2 separate regions of the Homo sapiens genome follow, and region 1 is linked to region 2. Evidence: read pairs that join two places in POLR2A ChIA-PET (ENCODE). Cell type or tissue: GM12878. All regions are shown on one strand. Each heading gives the region's core, and the rest is flanking DNA. Links, peaks and the distances in the headings are about the cores only. Region 1 has its middle 16 kb from the start of DRC8. Region 2 overlaps DRC8 (dynein regulatory complex subunit 8).

Region 1 (5,388 bases), core at 217-5,216, 85 kb before region 2:
GTTTAAGCGATTCTCCTACCTCTGCCTCCTGAATAGCTGGGATTACAGATGCCCGCTACCACACCCAGCTAATTTTTATATTTTTAGTAGAGATGGGGTTTCACCATGTTGGCCAGGGTGGTCTCAAACTCCTGACCTCAGGTGACCTGCCTGCCTTGGCCTCCCAAAGTGCTGAGATTACAGGCATGAGCCACCATGCCTGGCTAGTAAGCTAGATTTAGACATTAAAATTCAAAATCTATTTTTTTAGAATAGTTTGGGCAACTGTATAAGATTTGTGATTGTATATTTGATTGTTGCTGATAAAATTGTATATGAACAATCAACAATTTACATAAACCCTGACTGCCTATTTAAGGCAAATAAAACAAGAGTTTTCTAAACAGGATTGTGCACAAGAGAGAGATATTAAAAATTTTGGCCGGGCACAGTGGCTCATGCCTATAATGCCAACACTTTGGGAGGCTGAGGTGGGAGGATCACTTGAGGCCAGCAGTTTGAGACCAACCTGGGCAACACAGGGAGACCCTGTCTCTACTAAAAATACAAAAATTAGCCAGACGTGGTGGCACACACCTGTAGTCCTAGTTACTCAGGAGGCTGAGGCAAGAGGATCGCTTGAGCCCAGGAGTTTGATGTTGCAGTGAGCTATAATTGTGCCACTGCACTCCAGCTTGAGAGACAGAGTGAGACCTTGTCTAAAAAGAAAAAAAAGCGACCCTCCCATCTCAGCCCCCTAAGTAGCTGGGACTGCAGGCGTGTGCCACTCACTACATCCGGCTAATTTTTTGCATGTTTAGTAGAGACGGGTTTCGCCACGTTGCCCAGGCTGGTCTTGAACTCCGGCTCAAACAATCTGCCTGCCTCAGCCTCCAAAATTGTTGGGATTATAGGCCTGAGCCATTGCACGCCAGCCAGGAGACATAGATTATCAGTAGACACTCAATGGATGATGGCTCAGAATTTCTTTTCACTTTGTTTAGTTAACCAGAAGAAAATGATTTATTTCTTGCCATAGTCATATAAAACAATTTGCTTTTAAACTACTATGAAAGGCCTGGCGTGGTGACTCAGGCCTGTAATCCCAGCACATTGACAGGCTGAGGTGGGTGGATCGCTTGAGTCCAGGGGTTTGAGACCAGCCTGGACAACATAGTGAGTCCTCATCCTACAAAAAATAAACATAAAGTTAGCTGGGTGTGGTGGAATGAGCCTGTAGTCCCAGTTACTTGGGAGGCTGAGGTGGGAAGGTCACTTGAGCGTGGGAGGTAGAGGCTGCAGTGAGCCATGATCATGCCACTGCACTCCAGCCTGGGTGACAGTGTGAGACCTCGCCTTAAAAAGGAAAGAAGAAAGAAAGAAAAAAGAAAGAGAGAAAGAAGGAGAGAAAAAGAAAGAAAGAAAGAGAAAGAAAGAAAGAAAGAAAAAGAAAGAAAAAGAAAGAAAGAAAGAAAGAAGAAAGAAAGAAAGGAGGGAGGGAGGGAGGGAGAGAGGAAGGGAGGAAGGAAGGAAGGAAGGAAAAGAAAGAGAAAGAGAAAAGAAAACAGAAATAAGCTAAATATGAGATTTGATGCTAAGCAAATATAGTTGTGTTGGGAGAAAAGTTCCCCCAACTTGCCTGGTGCAATGGTATTACCTCCCTTGTGAAGTTCCTGGCACTATAGTAGGTACCCAGCCAAAATAAGACCCCTTCCTGCTTCCACGTCAACCTCAGTAGCCAAGGTTTCGTAACTCCTGCCTTTAAACTGAAGAAACTGTATCAATGTCTCGTAATGTAATAGTTCCATAGCTGGCAGTAAAGAAAACCAAACTTAAAGAGCCACTTGAGCAGAGGAGATAGACCAAATCTGTTGTATTGGTTGGCATTCAGGGAAAACTCAAAGTCAAAAGGCACCATCTCAAGACCATCCAGAAAAGCTCGTTGGGCCCTTGATCCAGAAAGCACCCAGTTGGTCTCCTAGAGAGCACTGTAGGGATTCTGAAATCATTACACGTGGTTTTTAACCCAGCCCCAGTTGGATGCAGATATAAGAACCAAGAATTTGCCCTGTAGGTGTATGACGAGTTGCTTCTTCATAAGTTGCGTTGAGACCCAGCAGGCAAAGACACACCTGTTCAAAGCTAATATTCTGTTAAACAATAACCAGGGACTACTCATGAAGTTCCTCCAGATGTCTGAAGACTCCCAGGGGCGAAAGGCCCCAACGGAAAGGCCTGGCAGTTGTTCAAAAGCCACACTGGATTACTACAGCTTCCAGCCGCTCAAATTGAAACTGCCCAGGTCGAAGAGTTCTAGGAGCAGTGTAGTGACCCTTTAACTACATGCTACTTTAACCTGCATCTTCCAAACTCTTTGAATTTTTTTTTTCTTTTCCAGGACACGAAAAAAATTCAGAATAATAAAAAAAAAGAATAGCAGTAACTACTTTTTCCTGTGTTACTGCTTGTGCCAGACCCTGTAGAAGTGCATAATATGCTACGTCAACTCCATCAATATTTCTTCATAACAATCTGCAAGGAAGTATTATTGTTCTTATTTTACAAATGAAAAACCTGAGTCTCAGAGAGGTTTGGTAGTTTGCTGAAGTTCACGTAGCTAACAAGTGGCAAAGGTAGGATGTGAATTCAGGATGGATTGGCATGAATACCCACGATCTTTACTCTCAGTACACAGCTTCATACTTACATGCAGGGTTACAATGTGCTTGGTAAGGCAAGAAATCTCTACCAACACAGGATTTTTTTGAGGATTAACTAAGAAAACATAAATAAGCACACAGCCTGTTGCCTGATACACGTTAGGAACTAAGTAAATGCTTATTTTGTTTTAAAATCATTACCCTACATTCTGGAAAATGTGCCATGGAATGGGACGGGCCCACAATGGTTTTTCTATAGAGTTTTTAGCGGGTTCTGGGGACAACTATTATATATTTTAAAATAGCAACGCTCACATGCTCCATAGTAAATCAGTTGGCCAAGTTAAAAATAGATTCTAAACATAGCAAGAGCAGAAATTCAATCTAAGATACTAAGTCATGGAAAGCAGTTGACAGTGGTTGCAACAGAGAAAAGGAAGCGCAGGCACACACTGATTCTACATGTGGATAAAATTCTCCAACCTCCATTTCAGGTTTGTTCTATTCTCTATAGCAGAAAACATGCACACATATATATGCATACATGCATATACATATGCATGCAAATAAATAAACTAAGATGACACATTCTATTTATCTGCAATAGCACCATTTACAAACCTATTAATTTTGAGATTTTGGTACTTATTAGCACGTACTAGATACACTACAACAATATATAGTTCCTCAACATTTTTAGGTGTAAGAGAGAGGATGGTTAATGTTTAAAATATTTGGGGTGCAGATACACAGATGGCTAGACTGGTAGATAACTAGAAAGGATGGGGACAGAAGCTATATACCCTCTGTGCTCAGTCAATTTACAGTGGCAGCCTTAGAGAGTTGGGTTAATGCTGCCATTCTGTCATTTGAAACCCCGGGAACTGGTATGCCAGATAAAACTGCAATCACTGTGCCAAGGACTCAGGAAAAGGCGTGGAGCTTAGGTTCTCCCTCAGCCTCCTACTTTTAAACTGTTGTTTGGAGCACACAATTACTTTCTCTCAGTTGCTAGGGTGGGTGCTTCAGCTGTGGGTGTCACTATTTAGGGAGGAAGCCATGAAATGTATATCCTTAAATCACATAGTCTTGTTCCATGTACGTCAAGAAGAGAATGACTGAGGGATGTCTATTATAAACTGGAGTAATGGCACATCACACCAAATAAAACTTTCCATGGGATACTAACATAAAAGCAGATCCATTATAAATATAAAAGAAGAATGATACAGAGAAGATCAGCATGGTCCCTGAGCAAGGATGATACATGAATTCATGAAGCTTTCCATATTTTTAAAAACACCAAAGCAGGCCGGGGCGGTGGCTCACGCCTGTGATCCCAGCACTTTGGGAGGCCGAGGCGGGTGGATCATCTGAGGTCAGGAGTTCGAGACCATCCGGGTCAACATGGTGAAATCCCCTCTCTACTAAAAATACAAAAAATGAGCCAGGCTCGGTGGCTCACGCCTGTAATCTCAGCACTTTGGGAGGGTGAGGTGGGCGGATCATCTGAGGTCAGGAGTTCGAGACCATTCTGGCCAACATGGTGAAACCCTGTCTCTACTAAAAATACAAAAAATTAGCTGGGCGTGGTGGCACGTGCCTGTAATCCCAGCTATTCGGGAGGGTGAGGCAGGAGAATTGCTTGAACCCGGGAAGCAGAGACTGCAGTGAGCCGAGATCGCGCCACTGCACTCCAGCCTGGTCGACAAAGCGAGACTGATTCTGTCTTAAAAAAAACAAAACAAAACACCAAAATAACAACAAAAAAACCTACAGAAAGACTTATGACACAATTGATAATTTAGGATCAATAACTTTCTCCTTTTTTTAAAAACAAAAGCTTGAAATATATTTATTTGTAAAACACCATGTGAAATAGAATAATTGAGGATAAAAACACAGGAGAGTGGTTAGCAGTGCAGGTGTTGGAGTCAGGCTACTTGTGTTTGGTCAATACTAACTGCAGGTCTTTGGACAAGAAGTCTCGCTTCTCTAGGTCACGGTGTCCTAAAATGTCATAGTATACACTTCATAGAGTCATTGTGGCTGTTAAAGTCCTATATGCTAGCCATGATCCTAGCACATAGCATTCTAAACATTAGCTATTACCATTTTCTAAAAGTAACAGAGGCAAGAGATTACTAAATACTTGAGATAAGCGGATTACTGTAATTGAGGACTGATTTTCCTAGAAGCTAAGGAAAAAAAAAAGGTTTTACTTTCTGACAAAGAAACAATCAGCATACATCAGTGAAGACTGCCCAAACTTAAATAGGAGATTAGTAAAGGAATCTTTGAATACAGGACATTGCATCAAATAGCAGGTATCGCAATGACAGCTTTGCACACCGCAGAAATAATTGTTTACGTGTAGTGCCTGCTGTCCACTCTCTAAAAGAGCTGAGGGGGTAGGGCACTATATTGTAACTCATGTAGAGGAACTGAGACATATGCTCCAAATTCTTTGCCTTCTGACTTCTTATGGTTAGGACACGGAAAAATCCAGAAAACTGAACATATGAAACTTGCAAATGACTGATATCTTAAGTGTATGTTCGGCAGAAGCGGATCATGCTTTATTCATAATTAAGTTATCTAAATTTTTGGCTCAACAAGTATTTGTTTCCGACATTGAACAAAGGTATATGGCTTATAAGGATGAATAAGACGCATTATTCTTTTTGCCCTTATATGGTCCACATGAGGATTAAAGAAACACCACATGCTGGTCAGGCGCGGTGGCTCA
Region 2 (5,388 bases), core at 82-5,081:
ATGTTGGTGGAAATATAAAATGGTGCAGCCACTTTAGAAAACAGTTTAGTAGTTCTTGGGAAAGTTAAATGTAGAGTTACCATATGACCCAGCAAATTCATTCCTAGGCGTATACTGACGAGAAATGAAAAAATATGTCCATACAAAAACCTGTGGATGAATGATCATAGTAGCATTATTTATACTAGCCAAAAAATAGAAACAACTCATGTCAATCAGGTGATGAATGGATAAATGAAACGTGATGTATTTATAAAATAGAATATTGTTCAGCTATAAAAGGAATGAAGTACTGATGTGTGTTACAACGCGGATGAACCTAGGAAACATTCTGCTAAGTGAAAGAAGCTGGACACAGAAGGCCACATGTGTATGACATTTATATGAAATGTCTAGAGCAGGCAAATCTGTAGACACACAGATCAGTGGTTGTGAGGAGGTAAGGGGAGGGAGGGATGGACGTAGCTGCTAACAGGTATGGGGATTCTTTATGGGGTGATTAAAATGTTCTGGGATTAGATGGTGGTGATGGTAGCTCAACCTTGTGAATATACTAAAGCCACTGGATTACACACTTAAAAAATCAATTGATGAAAAAGCAAAACAAACTGATCTCACAAAGATAGAAACTCTAAACACACCAATTTACATAGAATCATTAGGCAAGTTTTCAGAGTTCTCTCACCAAAAGGCTTCAATCCAGATAGTTTCACAGGATAATTCTATCAAAGAAGAACATTTTAGCTCTAGTGCTACTTCATCTCTTTCAGAGAATACAAAGTAAGTATAATGTTGACACCAAAAACTTAAAAAAGACTGCATTAAAAAATCTTACAAAACAATCTTATGAATATCTGTACAAAAATTGTAGATAAAATGTTAGCAACAAAATTCAGTGGCACACATAAGCAAATGGAGTTTATTCCAGAAATGTAAAAATAGTTCTGTGTTGGGAAGTTTATTAATGTAATTCATCATATAAACAGATCTGTGAAGAAAAATCATAGGATCATCTCTATAGAGGCATTTGACAGAATTCACACATTCATAATTTTGAAGACTCGATAAAGTAGAAATTAAGGACATGATTTCTTAGCATAAAATATGTGTGTTTCAGCCCAAAATCTAGTTTCTTACTTAATAAAGAAGGCACAAACAGCATTTTCATTAATGTCAGGAATAAGATAAAGATATCCGCATTTGCTGTTATTATTTAGTATTGACTAGAGGTATTAAGCAATATAATTATATAGGTGATAACAGACACGTAAGTATTTGACGTTAAATGGTAGAAGGTAGAAAAGATAGAAGAAAGAACTATCTTTATTCACAGATATATGATTAAATATCTGGAAACCTCAAGAAAATAAATGGAAAAACTACAAAGAAAAATAATATTTGCTAAAGTATAGTAGGGAATAAAATTAATACATAGAAATCAAGAGCGTTCACCTATACAAACAATGCCCAGTTGGATGATATAATGGAAAATAAGACTCATTTACAATAGCAACAAAAAAGCTAAAATTTATAGACAAAAATATAACAAAAACCATATAAATGCTACATAATTCAGATAACTTGAAATATATAAAAATAGATGAACAAATAGACATACCATGTTGTTGGATAAGAGGACTTGAAATTATAAAGATGCCAAATAATTCTAAATTAACTTATTAAGTTAACACAGTCTCAATTAAAATATCACCAGATCTTTTCTGGACCTAGATAAGTGAATTTTAATTTTCATATGAGAAATAAGTTAGCAAGAATAGGCAAGAAAACTCTGATAAAGAGTAAGGTGGCCCAGCGTGGTGGCTCACACCTGTAATCCCAGCACTTTGGGAGGCCGAGGCAAGCAGATCACGAGGTCAGGAGATCGAGACCACCCTGGCTAACATGGTGAAACCTTGTCTCTACGAAAAATACAAAAAATTAGCTGGGCATGGTGGCAGGCGCCTGTAGTCCCAGCTACTCAGGAGGCTGAGGCAGGAGAAAGGCATGAACCTGGGAGGCGGAGCTTGCAGTGAGCTGAGACCGTGCCACTGCACTCCAGCCTGGGTGACAGAGTGAGACTCCGTCTCAAAAAAAAAAGTAGGGTGGTGAGTTTAGCTTTGTTTGATATTAAAACATACTACAAATCCTCTATTGTTAAAACAGTATGGCATAATGGATCAATGAAATAGAAAATCCAGAAATTGTTCCAAGTGCATATGGAAAGTTAATATAGGATATAAATAGCATCTCTGATGTGTGAGGAAAACATAGATTTAACTGGATAGCTATTTAGAAAAATATAAAATTGGGTCTGTACTTCATGCTGTATAGTAAGATAAAGTTTGTGTGCAACAAGTATCTAGGTTTAAAACAAAACCTTGTTAAGTATTTAAAAATATGAATGAATTCCATTATAAACTTGGAGTAGGAAAAATAACTCAAAACAAAAGCCAGAAGTAGAAAGATTTTAAAATTTAATAAAATTTTACATAATAAAATTTCAAGCCAAAAAAGAATTATAAAATCAAGAGATAAATAACACCTTGAGAAAAATCTTACATTGTAAATGGCTAATATCCCTGATATTGTGTAAAAGTGGTAACTCTTTTAAAAATATTTGATTAACCAGAAATTTCCATTTCTTGACCACAGAGAAAAAAGGAATCTAGTATGCCATTATTTTGAAATTTAATCTTTTCAGTGCACCCCCTTATTTACTGCATTATTCACAATAGCCAATATAGGGAATTAACCTAAGTGTCCAAACGAATGAATGGATAAGGAAAATGTGATATGTTTACACAGTGAAATACTATCCAGTATTTTAAAAAACATTTTATTTTGAAATAATTTTAGAGTTATATAAATGCAAAAACATAGTACCCAGGATGGGCAACATAATGAAACCTTGTCTCTACAAAAAAAAAAAAAAAAAAAAAAAAAAAAAAAAAGCCAAGTGTGGTGGCACAGTGCTTCCAGCTGCTCAGGAGGTTGAGGTGGTTGGATTGCTTGAACCCAGGAGCTCGAGGCTGCAGTGAGCTATGATGGCATCACTGCACTTCAGAGTGCAACAGAGTGAGACGCTGCCTCTTAAAAAAAAAAAAAAAGAGTTTGTGTATCCTTCACCCCATTCACATCTTACATAACTACACTACAATGATCAAAACCAATAAATTAACGTTGGTTCAGTACCATCAACTGAACTAGAGATGTACTGGAGTTTCACCAATTTCCCACGAATTCCCTCCTCTCTCCCAGGATCCGTGCAGAACGCTGTCCTGCGCTGTTGTCTTGTCTCTTTAGCCCTCCAGTCTGTGACAGTTCCTCTTTCATCACCTTGATACTTTTGAAAAATCCTGCTGAATTCTTTTTTAGAATGTCCCTCAGTTTGGGTTTGCCAGATATTTTCCTGTGATTAGATTGAGCCAGTATATTTTTGGCGAGAATACTACACACAAGTGAGTTTGTGCCCTTCTCAGAGCATCATGTCAGGGAATACATGATGTTGCTCTGCTTTAGTACTGATGATGTTAACCTTAATTGCTTGCTTAAGATAGTGTCTGCCAGGTTTCCCCACAGCAAAGTTATGAATTTTCCTTTTGTATTTGGTAAATACCTTGGAGGAGATACTTTAAGACTGTGCAAATATTGATTCCCCTCAAACTCTGGCCCACAAGTAGCATCCGTTGGTCAATCTTGCCTGTGAATGTTATTACTGTGGTTTTTGCCAAGCGGCGTTTTGGTGTTATTTTTAAAAAGGAAATTCCAGGACAGTGGGCTTGTTCTCATTTTGTTGGGCAGTCGGCAGCCATTGGGCAATGTGGAATTTAGAATTACTTAGGCCTTTCCCAACACAGAAAAATGCCATAGTCTATTAATTCAGTAAACATTTATGGAACCCTTGTTATGACCAAGGCCTCTTGGTGAAATATGCAGACAGCATAGGATCTGGTCTGCACCTGAGTCTTTTTCTCTGCCACTACTTTTCACCTTGAATCACACTCGCCATCAAGATTTGTTCTAAGATGTTATTGCAAAAAGTGCTGAGAGACAAGTCCAGGAGTCAGAGGATAGGACCAATTTCCAATTTTGCCCCAGACTAGCTACGTTACTAGCAGGGCGAGTCAGATATCGTCTCAAAGTTCTAGTCTCCTTATTTTTAAAATAGGGAATATAATATAGATTGACATTAGAATTAAATGAGTGGATATATATGAAAGTACTGTTTAAGTGAAAGGCATTTTTCAAGCTATAAAGTGTTCTACAAATTAATTATTGTCTGGGCACGGTGGCTCATGCCTGTAATCCCAGCACTTTGGGAGGTTGAGGCGGGAGGATCGATTGAGCCCATGAGTTCAGGACCAGCCTGGCCAACATAGTGAGGCCCTGTCTATAAAAAACAAACACACAAACATGAATTACTCAACAAATATTTGATTTCTTATTAAGTGTGAGCTTTTTCTAGGTGTTAGAATATAGCAATGAAAGCCAAAGCCTCTGCCCTCCAGGAACTTATATTTTAGAGGAAAAAGGTGGATAATAGAAAAGTAAACAAGTAATAAATACAATTTCAAATAGTAATAAATGCTACACTGTAAATAAAACAGGATGATGTAACAAAATGTGCTATAAAGAAAATAAAGTAGGATAATACATTAGAGAATTGGGGTGTGTTTAGGTGGGATGGAATAGTTTAGACGTTCTGGTCAGGGAGTGCGTCTCTGGAAGTAATTTTCGAGATAAGAACTTTAAGATTAGGAGTCAGCTGTGTGAAGCAGGGGAGAGCAAATATAAAGGCCCTTTGAAGGGGAAAGGATTAGGATGCTGGAGAAAAGCAAAGAGGATAGTGTACCTGTGAGGTCGCTAGAGAGTGGTGTAAGATCAAGCCAAAAACGTTGGCAGGGCCAAATGACGTAGAGCATTACATGCTGTGAAAAAGAAGTTTCTCGGTGCAGTTGATCAGGAAGAAGTTGACCAGAAAGCCATTGAAGGGTTTTAAGCAGGGCATTACATGTTATGATTTTCATTTTAAAAAGATTGTTCTGGCTGCTGTGAGAATGGATTGAGATGGCCATCAAGAGCAGAAGCAGAATGACAGCCTGTGGTCTATTGCAGTGGTGCAGGCAAGAGGGAATGGTGGCCAGGCAAGCTTGGTGGTGGCAGTAAGTTGTAAGATGTCATTATTGTTATTGTTATGGGCTGAATTACGTCCCCTCCAAATTCGTGTTTTAAAGTCTTAACCTCCAGTATACCTCAGAATGAAACCTTAGTTGGAGATAAGGTCTTTAAAGAGGTGATTAAGTTAAAAAGCCCAAACAAAAGGGAGGTGATTAAGTTAAAATGAGGCCATTGGGGTGGGCCCTAATCCAATCTGACTTGTGTCCTCCT

The links. Peaks named below come from ENCODE experiments on the same cell type or tissue, not always from the same donor. Only the 100,000 strongest peaks of a DNase experiment are listed, where the experiment ranks them.
Region 1: POLR2A ChIA-PET joins it to region 2 with 10 read pairs; 9 of 35 experiments call an interaction of 5 or more read pairs at or near these places.

The regions. Positions count from the first base shown.
Region 1 is chr1:244,951,030-244,956,417 of GRCh38, forward strand. It overlaps the pseudogene RNU6-947P. Among named protein-coding and RNA genes, the nearest start is that of DRC8, 16 kb to the right of the region's middle. In GM12878, for the core only: no CTCF peak of the experiment used is centred there; a DNase peak (open chromatin) is centred at 2,131; H3K27ac peaks cover 268 bases.
Region 2 is chr1:245,036,383-245,041,770 of GRCh38, forward strand. All of the region lies in intron 3 of DRC8 (dynein regulatory complex subunit 8), which reads left to right. Among named protein-coding and RNA genes, the nearest start is that of EFCAB2-AS1, 68 kb to the left of the region's middle. In GM12878, for the core only: no CTCF peak of the experiment used is centred there; no DNase peak of the experiment used is centred there.